3 separate regions of the Homo sapiens genome follow, and regions 1 and 3 are each linked to region 2. Evidence: chromatin contacts called from ENCODE Hi-C or POLR2A ChIA-PET data. All regions are on one chromosome and are shown on one strand. Each heading gives the region's core, a stretch centred on a gene start or an enhancer-like site at or near the end of the contact. The rest is flanking DNA. Distances are from core to core; before and after follow the strand shown.

Region 1 (3,364 bases), core at 459-2,958, 430 kb before region 2:
CTTTATTCAGCTCTCTTCATCAGGGGGAGCATGTACTTGTTTTTATCTCCTAGAACAAGTGGTTTGTTACTAAATCTTCAGCAGCTCCACTACTCCCTGCCCTTCATTGGTTTGGAAGGTACATTCTGTCTCTCTCTCTTTCTCTCTCTCGCTCTCTCATGCACACACACAAAGCTTTCAAGTAAAATAACTCAAGGCATTGTCTTTTTTGTTAAATTACTATATTTATTGTCATCTTTTTAGAAATCAGTGCTACACATATTCTTCATTTATATTTTTTATGCATCATTTATCTATTGCTGCATACTTAACTACCCCTAGACTTGGTGGCTTAACACAAGAACCATTTATTCACTCTCAATTCTGCAATTTGTTCTAGACTCAGCTGGGTAGTTCTGTTTGTCTCACCTGGTGGTCATTCATGCAGCTTAGTCATCTGTCAGCTCAGCTGAGGCTAGCTGGTTCAACATGGCCTCACTCACGTGTCTGGAGCATCACCTGGAAGAGTTGAGCAGGCTGTGCCCCTCTCTCCATGTGATCTTTCATCCTGGGCTTCTTTACAATGTGATGGTCTCAGGTTCCAAGAGGGCAAAACTGGAAGCTGCAAGGTCTCTTAAGGCCTTATTCAAATGTCATACAATGTCTACCACATTTTATTGGTCAAAGCAAGTCTTAATACCTGCCCAGATTCAACTGGGAAAGTAGACTCCACCTCTGGATGAGAAGAGTGGCCAGGAATTGGGGGCAATTTTTAATCTAACACATTTCCTTGGATGTGCTTTCAACTTTAATGTTCTAACTAGACTTGTTATATTTTCTCCTTGAAATGCAGTGAATTGGCTCTTTCTTTAGGGATTACTATAGTATGTGTATCTCAGAGTTCGTAGTTTCCTGGGTAATATTCCTAAAAGAAAAGGAAATTTTGCTTTGTGAGAGATACCCACCCTGTCCCACTTTGGTCTTGGAGCTGTCATGTTGTTTTGGTTGTTTCTTGTATTAAAAGGTATATTCAGTGTGCCATGAATCCAGCTGGGTACAGTGGCACTTGCCTGTGGTCCCTACTACGTGGGAGACTGAGGCAGGAAAATCGCTTGAGCCCAGGAGTTTGAGGCTACAGTGAACTATGATCGTGCCACTGCACTCCAGCCTAGGTGACAGAGTGGGACTGTGTCTCTAAAAAAAAGTATATGTGTATATGTATATATAATATGCCATGAATCCATGATGTTTCCTTTGTGCTTTTTATCTTCTATAAATCCTCTCCCTTTACCTTCTCTTTCCAGAATATTAATCTAACTTTTCAATAAAACCAGAAGAAAAGTCTGTTGCTCTTGCTTCCCAATAGCTAGTTTGATCCTGAGAGCTGGATAAGTTCATTGACATCTTCAATACCAGAGCTTAAAAGGATGTAGAAAGATGATTAGTCTAGCATGGTGGGGTAGCTTTCCCTCCTACCATGCTTATTCCCTCCTACCATTATTCAAGGTTTCATTATTTTCAGGATCATAAATGTCAAACTACTGGGCCATGAGACTTGCATTCACTTACTTAGCTGCATCCTCTCCCTACTTGCCACATCTTTTTGGAACCCTGTAATCAGTCCCCACAAGAGCTGACCCTGTGTGTTCCTGTGTTTTTCAAGTTTCACTAGCCACAAAGGGGAACTGAATATGAACATGCATGCAAACCTCACCAGTTCCCTTTGCAGCCAGCTGAAAGTTATTTTTCATGTAGAGGAAACAGTGTTTTTCTTTTGAGAACAAACTGAATTTCCACACAAATATGAAGTGTTTCATCTTCTGACAGTTCAGAGGACCCAAGAGAAGAGGGCACCAAATTGTGAGAAAGGCCATTAAAAGAGAAACTAGGAAAACAAAGAGACAAACTGAATTGGGGAAGAGAGAGGTGCTGCTGAGTACAGGAAAGGAAAAAAGCAGACCACGGGGAGGGGTGCCGGGGTGCTAGAAAGTCTCAATAAGTAATGGCACACAGGACAAGGCAGGAAATGTAGGAAGGAACTGTCTGCAAAGGGCCTATAATAGCTATGCCAGCAGTATTAATGGAAGGCATTAAGAACTTTTGGTTTAGAAATTTGCTGTTGGACAAAATTTCAAAATATACCACATTTACGTGATTACTGGGCCTGCCTGAGTTCATGCTATGGAGCCAGGTTTAGATGAAGGTGCCTTGTCCTCACTTCAGAATGCAATATGGTGACCTGTTTGGTGTCTCTGATTAGACGGAGAAAAACCAAGAATCAGATATGTATTAACATCTCTTCTAATTTTTTTTTTTTAGAAGATCTCTGTCACCCAGGCTTGAGTGCAGTAACATGATCGTAGTTCACTGTAGCCTCAAACTCCTGGGCTCAAGTGATCCTCCCACCTCAGTCTCCTGAGTAGCTGGGACTACAGGCACATGCCACCATGCCCAGTTAATTTTTTAATATTTTGTAGAGACTGCTTCGCTATGTTGCCCAGGCTGGTCTGGAACTCCTGAGCTCAAGCAATCCTCCCACCTCAGCCTCCCAGAATGCTGGGATTACAGGCATGAGCCACTGTGCCTGGCCCAACATTTCTTCTAATGGCATCCTGCCAGGTGCCCTCACACTCTCCTCCTTACTTGCTCAAGTTTCAGAGTATGGTTCTGATTAGCATAAAATACAATGGATCTGTTACCTCTCCTGTCCTGGACATTGCTATTATTAGTGAAAGCTGAGGCTGAATAAAATAACTCTTTCTGAGTTACTTCCCCCACCTCCCTTGATCCAGATCAACTTCCACTATGTATCTTCCTAGTTCTGATGTTTACCCTCAGCTTCTAGCCATTCCATTTTATGTATTTTCTCTGCCTTTCCCTTGGCATTTGGGTATTTAGATACCATATATTGCATGTTTCTACTTGGCCAGGTACATTTATTTACTCATTGAGTCCTCCTAACAACCCTATGAGTTAGGTACTACTATAATTCCTGTTTTCTTAGTAGAGGAAATAGAGCTTACCCAATGTTACATTGTAAGTGATGGCAGCAGAAATAACTCAGGCAGTCTGACTGCATCATTCACCCTTTTAACCAGTCTTTTATGCTGCCTCTCAGTTTGTTATTTAATAATGCTTAATATTATTGGGATAAGAAAACCTATTGGATTCAGCCTTACCATAATTCTTGCCATGGCCTTAATGATGGGACCATAATAATCCGTATACATTGGCCAAGATCAATCCCCTGGACTGTGTTGGATGGGCAATACCAACATTTTTCTAGCACTTTTTTTCTTCTAATTTTCCCTCATCTCCTAGTGAACAGCCAATTCTTTCTGTAGATATGCTAATGCATTTAATCAGGTCATCTCCTGGTCTAAGA
Region 2 (3,422 bases), core at 871-3,370:
ATGGCATTCTGGAAAAAGCAAGACTATGGAGAAGGTGAAAAATAATTCAGCAGCCACCAGGTGTTGTGGGGAGGGGGGATGAATAGGTGAAGCACAGCGGATTTGTAGGGCAGTGAAAATACTCCGTATGACACTATAATGGTGGATGTGTGGCATTATGCATTAGTCCAAACCCACAGAATGTACCATAGCGACAGTGAACCCTGATGTCAGCTGTGGCTCCTGGGTGATAATGATGTGTCCATGCAGGCTCATCTGGAGGGGGATGCTGCTGGGGGGAGGTTGTGCTTGTGCAGGGGCAGCGAGGAATATGGGAAATCTCTGCACCTTCCTCTCAGTTTTGCTGTGAACCTAAAACTGCTCGAAAAAAATAAAGTCTATTTAAAAAAAAAAAAAGTAAAATGAGAAAGCAAACTTGGTTTTGAGGGCATATTATTTAGAACTCTGCTGGGTGCAAGTAACAGAAGTTTCTAGCTCACTGAGCCCCAGAAGGACGTTATAGGTCATGGGTGCCTCGGGAACCGGAAGACAGGGATGGTTACAGATGCTGGGAGGATGCTGCAGTGAGGCGGAAGGCAGAATCCCTGTGGCCTCTCTCTCCCCAGCTCCCCTGTTTACACAGGATGATCTCCCGCTTTCCATAGACACTGTTTTCCCTTTCTGTACCCCAATCCTAAATTCCTGGGCAAGGGGACGCTGGTGGCCCAGTGCTTGGGGCAGGTGCCTGCTCCCAGCCCCAGCAGCTCTGGTCATGGTGGGTGGAGGTCCGGGTATGGTTCAACGGAAGCTGCCTGCAGCGCAAACCTACAAGGAAGTGAATGTGTGTGTTGGGTGGGGCAGGGCGCTTTCAGGGGGCCCTAGTTTTGTAATAGTCGTGCCCCCATCCCCACCCCAGCAGGAATATTGTGTTAGCTCCTGGCTGAACTAGGCCCCACTTTCTGTGCTTGCTGCTGACACCCGCTTTCCTTTTGATTTAAGGCCGTTGCAGGGCTCCGCTTTGGAGCGGGCATTGGAGGAATTCTTTGACCACCAAGCAGCCTCCATACCTCCCTCCTACATAACAGAGCCACCGAGAGGCTGTTTGCATTCTGCCTGCTTTCTCTTTTTCCGTTGCAGTAGTTTATTAATTAGTGTGCAAAAAATAAAAAGGAGGTAATAACCTTATTTATGTGCTAGTCCACGTGTTCAGTGTGCTCATTTTTTCTGCAGCCTGGCATCGGGAACCGGAACGTTTGGCCCCAGGAGAGGGGGCCGGGACCCTGGGTGCCAGAATCTTACAGTGCGGAGGCGACAGGCCAACGCAGTTCCTTCCTTTTCCTCCCTCCCTCTCTTCTTCTCCCCGCCACCTTCCTCCCTCCCTCCTGCCTCCTCTCTCCCTCCTCCCTCACCCCCTCCTCCCTCCGCGGGTTCTGGGCGTCCTTGGAAGGAAAGGAGAGTGGCCTCGAGGTCGGAGAACTCGCAGCAGTCATGGCAAACATCGCTGGGAAGCGGGACAGGATCCCCGGGAGGTTGAAACTCGGGTTCCAGGCGGCCTCTGGTGGCGATCACGGAGGGTGTGCCTCCCGGTCCCGCCCCTCACCCCGCAGCCGGGGACCCTCAGCCACCTCCCGGGCGGGCCACCCCGCCGGGGTCTGCTCTGGCCGCTGTCCCCCCGCATCATTTGCCACGAGCCCCTTCACTTCAGCGGTGCACGCGGGGCCATCTCCGCTTCCACAGTGTGGTGTTTAAATCCGCAACGATCACAGCCCAGCGGGGGACTCAGCAGGGAACCTGGGCAAGATGGATGCAGGGATTCAACGACGGCCCGGTCTGGCCAGGCCAAGCTTCTGGCCCCTCCTACAGCGGTTTGTAATGGAGGCTGATCCGCCTTTTCCGTGGTTGCAGCGAGGGAGAGCCTTGTCGCACCTCGCAGCACCCCCACCCCCCTAACCCCCATCGTCCAGCAGGCGGGCCCCGGCTTTGCACAGTTACCAACCTGAGCAGCCCCGCAGCGCGGCACCCAGCCAGCAGGAGGGAGGGAGGGCCAAGGTGGCTCCCCGGGGAGGCTGGAAGTCCTTGCCACCCCGGACTTGGGGACTGGGGGCTTCTGCACTGTTGGAATCCTGCCTGGGGGCACGAGCTGCCTTGAGAGAGGTTTCTGGATGTAGAGTCAGTTGGGCTCCCTCCCTGCCTTTTTTTTTTTTTTTTTTTCACCTCCTGAGACATCCAGGAAATGTATAGATATCTGCAGCACTCCGGGATGAACTGGAGGGTATTGGGGGAGTCAAAATGGGACCCGGTGGGAAAAACATATATTTCATTTTCCGTATATTATGTAATCCTGTAAATAAAATTAAATACATTTTAAGCTGGGGTGGTGCTTTCTGTAACTGAATGAAAAGCACCTCCAAGGCTTCAACTTCAAGAGAAAAAAAGGAAAAGGAGGAAATTTTTAAAAAAAGTTAACTAGGGGCCGGGCGCGGTGGCTCACGCCTGTAACCCCAGCACTTTGGGAGGCCGAGGCGGGCGGATCACGAGGTCAGGAGATCGAGACCATCCTGGCTAACACGTGACTATCTCTACTAAAAATACAAAAAATTAGCCGAACGTGGTGGCGGGCGCCTGTAGTCCCAGCTACCCGGGAGGCTGAAGCGGAAGAATGGCGTGAACCCGGGAGGCGGAGCTTGCAGTGAGCCGAGATCACACCACTGCACTCCAGCCTGGGCGACAGAGCGAGGCTCCGTCTCAAAAAAAAAAAAAAAAAAATGTTAACTAGGTAAAAATTTAAAAACAAAAAGCAACATAAAAAGAAAATTAAATACAGACTATTAGGAAAGGTGTGAAATACCAAGCATGTGTATAACATTTTCTAATGAAATCTTTCCAACCCCCTCTTTTGCTTTTTTAACTTTTTATTATGAGAAATTTCGAACATACATAAAAGTAGATAAGTAGATAACAAATCCTCACCTTCAACAATGACCAATGTAGGCCAGGTGTGGTGGCTCACACCTGTAATCCCAGCACTTTGGGAGACTGAGGCAGGCCGATTACTTGAGCCCAGGAGTTCGAGACCAGCCTGGGCAACATAGCGAGACCGCCCCCCCATCTCTATAAAACAATTTAAAAATTAGCTGGGCATGGTGGCACGTGTCTGTAGTCTCACCTACTCAGGAGGCTGAGGTGGGAGGATCACTTGAGTCCAGGAGGTTGCAGTGAGCTGTGACCTTGCCACTTCAACAAAGCAAGACCATGTCTTAAAAAAAAAAATTACCAATGTAGGGCCAATTTTTTTCACCTATATCCTCACCTACTCCCCCCCATTATATATTTTCATTTAATTAATTTTATTTATTTATTTATTTTTATTTTATTTTTTTTTTTGAGACGGAGTTTCACTCTTGTTGCCCAGGCTGGAGTGCAATGGCATGGTCTTGGCTCAC
Region 3 (3,683 bases), core at 310-2,809, 500 kb before region 2:
AGTGAGACCCTGTCTCAAAAATAATAAGCCGGACTTGGTGGCTTACACCTGTAATCCCAGCAGTTTGGGAGGCTAAGGTAGGTGGATCACTTGAGGTCAGGAGTTTGAGACCAGCCTGGCCAACATGGCAAAACCCCGTCTCTACTAAAAATACAAAAATTAGCCGGGTGTGGTGGCACACACCTGTAATCCCAGCTACTCGGGAGGCTGAGGCAGGAGAATCACTTGAACCCAGAAAGCAGAGGTTGCAGTGAGCCAAGATAGCACCACTGCACTCCAGCCTGGGTTACAGAGCAAGACTCTGTCTCTAAAAATAAAATAATAATAATAATAATAGTTGATATCTACTTAATCACAAATGGTTTATAAGTTTAAAGCATGCTTAAAAACAGAGACTCACAAAACCAGAATTTTAGATATGGAAAAGATTAGATTAGTAAATTTCAAATTTTAGGTTAGAAAATCCGGTATAAAACTTGTTAAACAAGCAGGTACCCAGGTCCCACCTCTAGACATTCACTTTTGCAGATGTGAGTTCTGACCGGGCAGGTCAAGAGATGATTGACCTTTAAAATGGGGGTAATACAACATAAAGGCTATATCATCATTGTCCCAACACACACAGTAGTTTTGTAGACATCTGCATATATTTGCACATCCATTACTTTGGGATTACACTTAAATTTGAACCTGTCTGTAGCAATTTGCTGAAACATATTTTAAATACAGGTTCAGTTTTGAAGACAGGCTGAGTTGGGTTATCCCCACAAGTTAAATATTTATTTCTAAGTGACACATTTGGGCTTGTCTTTAGTAGTATCTGGTACTTGAGTTAAGCTGTAAATCCTAAATTGGCTGGCCAAGGAATTTTAATTACCTTATTACAGAGCGATTACATATACCACGGGGAGACTTTTACAATAATTAAATATTGATTTAAAACACATCCGACATGATGTGTATCTTTTAAAATAATTTTTTTGTATCTTTTAAATTTTTTATCTTTAATATTTTTACCTTTTATATCTTTAATTTTTTTGTATATTTTAAAATAATATTAGCAGTTTGTGTTTTTGTAGCTCACAAAGGCGATAAACTGAAAGCTCTTTTTTTATTATTATTTTTTTTTGGTCTAGTATTTATGCCTGGGGAAGGGAGTGTTTGTGAAATTTATTTATACTGATAGAGTGGAACTGATTACTACTTACCAGCAAACTTGCTGCTTAAGGGAAAATATGTTTGTCTCATACCAAGCAATAAATATCTGTACTGTAGCATTTTAATCTATTTGAAGATTTGCTCATATTTTCATAGCTAGTCTTATATAATCTATTTTGATTTTTTCTTTTTATGTGTGATGATATAAATTGCTATTTGTTCTTTCAGCAAAGTAAACATCTCTTTTGACTCACAGTATCAAAATGTTTAGTTGATTTTAGTTTTGCAAACTGTGTGTCAGGGATCCCCAAGACCACCCCCAGGCTTGATGATTCACTAAGAAAACTCAAAGGACTCAGCATATAGTCATATTCACAGCTATGATTTATTATAGCTAAAGGATATAAAGAGAAATCAGCAAAAGGAAAAGATACATTAGCTGAAGTCCAGGGGAAACCAGGCACAAGCTTTCAAGGGTCTCCCCAGCAATGAGTTGTGACAACACATGTGAAATGGTGCCAACCAGGGAAGCTTATTAGAGACTCTGCCCTGGGTTTTTATTGGGGGCTGGTCACATAGGCATCTTCCACTTGGCACTTAACCAAATTCCAGACTCCCAGAAAGAAAGCAGGTGTTCAGCCTAAATCACATTGTTAGCACAAACAGTTTAGACACAGTGAGTCAGTCTTTTCAGTCAGGAATGTAGAGGACCGTCCTGAAATCCAAGTTCCCAGATAAACCTCTCAAGGGCCAACCTTAGTAGGCCTTTCAAGCCTTTTATGAGATAGTAGTTTAGGCCTGCTATATTAACTCTTCTGCACAAACTAAAATAGAGATAAATAGAAGAAGGGTTTTAAAAGAGTTGATATAAACTCCTGGATCTGCAAACAAAATATAATTGACTGTAAAGATAATGACAGGGTTTGGAGTTTGGGGTTTTTTTTTTTTTCTTTTTAACTGTAAATACAGTATCATTTTTATATCTGTTAAAAAACATTTAGGTGGTCAGATTTTTGTATAAAACAAATCCTGGATTGGGATGTTACAGTATAGAACAGATTTTAAACTTTGAATGCTATATGAGAAAATAAACTATTCAGATGCTACTGTCTTAGAAATACATTTGAAATTGTCACTCCGATAACTTTTCGTCTATGACAACTAATCTTCAAGCCACTAAAATAATTTTGAATAAATTTGTGTACATATAAAATCTGAAGAAAATTCAGTTAATTTTCTGTTATTTAAAAGAAGTATAGTTTGTTCATTTAAAAATAAAAGTTATTGGCCAGGCACGGTGGCTCACACCTGTAATCCCAGCACTTTGGGAGGCCAAGGCGGGCGGATCACTTGAGGTCAGAAGTTTGAGACTAACCTGGCCAACATGGTGAAACCCTATCACTACTAAAAATACAAAAATTAGCCAGGCGTGGTGGCGGGCGCCTGTAATCCTAGCTACTCGGGAGGCTGAGGCAGGAGAATCACTTGAACCTGGGAGGCAGAGGTTGCAGTGAGCCGAGATCACACCACTGCACTCCAGCCTGGGCAACAAGAGCGAGACTCAGTCTTGAAAAAAAAAAAAATTCTTAGTGTACAACCTTTGCCATATACATAACTTGTAAAAATTTAGAAATTACAGAAAATTTTGACAAAAAATAATGTCTTAATTTTGTTATAAAAATTGTAACAGAAATAAATGTCATTCACAAACATTTTGGACCATTTCCTTCTATTGGAAGCATTTTGCTATACCATTAAATATTTTTTGGATACAATATTTTAATGACTTCATTAAGACATCTAAATGTGTGCATGTGCCATGTTTAATAAATTCCCTATAGTTCAACATTAACATTGTTTTTCCCTATTAGAAATAATTTATAATTAATATCTTGTACATAATTACTTGTTCACGCCCCTTGATTGCTTTGTTTCCTCAGAATACATTTCTGAAAGTAGAATAACTGGGTAAAAGAGTATATGAATACATACAAATACATACATCATACTTAGATTTAACCTTTTTCTCAGTACAATGCCTCACATTTTGAAAAATACATTCACATAAATATACAACTTAAAGAATTATTGTAGAAGTGAACAACCATGTAACTATAACCCAAGTCAAGAAATTTTAAAACTGCCAGTACCTCAACAGCCCCTGAATTCCCCTTTCTCATGATAATCCCCTTCTTCTCTCAGAAATAACTAATCTGGACTTCACTTCTGTGCTTTTTATATCCCTAGCATCAAAATAGGAATTCTCAGAATTCTCAAATAATAAAGTTCACTGTCGTCTGCTAAAATCTATTTTTTTTTTTTTTTTTTGAGACGATGTCTCGCTCTGTCGCCCAGGCTGGAGTGCAATGCTGTATCAGCTCACTGCAACCTCCGCCCCCTGGATTCAAGCAATTCTCGTGCCTCAGCCTCCCGAGTAGCTGGGACTACAGGCATGCACCACCACGCCCGGCTGATTTTTGTATTTTTAGTAGAGACAGGGTTTCACCATGTTGGCTAGGCTGGTC

What was found. A loop is a pair of places that touch in the nucleus more often than their neighbours do. ChIA-PET counts read pairs that join two places held with the same protein, here RNA polymerase II (POLR2A). Pooled maps may share reads with other maps.
Region 1: a loop to region 2 is called in a pooled map, with 2.6 times the contacts of the local background. The contact joins the enhancer-like site here to the promoter of LINC02601 in region 2. A Hi-C loop is called at or near these places in 1 of 50 pooled maps. POLR2A ChIA-PET finds 5 or more read pairs at or near these places in 3 of 52 experiments (BJ, OCI-LY7 and WTC11).
Region 3: a loop to region 2 is called in a pooled map, with 5 times the contacts of the local background. The contact joins the enhancer-like site here to the promoter of LINC02601 in region 2. A Hi-C loop is called at or near these places in 6 of 168 maps with a recorded cell type or tissue (K562, Right ventricle myocardium superior, ascending aorta and 2 more), 10 of 37 single-sample maps with no recorded cell type and 15 of 50 pooled maps.

What each region holds. Positions count from the first base shown.
Region 1 is chrX:41,704,480-41,707,843 of GRCh38, reverse strand. All of the region lies in intron 5 of CASK (calcium/calmodulin dependent serine protein kinase), which reads left to right. Among named protein-coding and RNA genes, the nearest start is that of GPR34, 17 kb to the right of the region's middle. RefSeq lists an enhancer at 480-529. Within about 2 kb of position 1,708, at least 3 of the 41 ENCODE cell types and tissues checked have a DNase peak (open chromatin) inside an H3K27ac peak, as active enhancers do; they include OCI-LY7, where a contact is called at or near this core.
Region 2 is chrX:41,274,437-41,277,858 of GRCh38, reverse strand. LINC02601 (long intergenic non-protein coding RNA 2601) reads right to left here and starts at 2,120. Exons shown (of 2, transcript NR_135616.1): 1 at 1,976-2,120; 2 at 1,081-1,770. RefSeq lists enhancers at 1,033-1,533, 1,534-2,034 and a silencer at 1,508-1,867.
Region 3 is chrX:41,777,292-41,780,974 of GRCh38, reverse strand. The region is part of intron 3 of CASK (calcium/calmodulin dependent serine protein kinase); the gene reads left to right. Among named protein-coding and RNA genes, the nearest start is that of GPR82, 55 kb to the right of the region's middle. Within about 2 kb of position 1,559, at least 5 of the 41 ENCODE cell types and tissues checked have a DNase peak (open chromatin) inside an H3K27ac peak, as active enhancers do.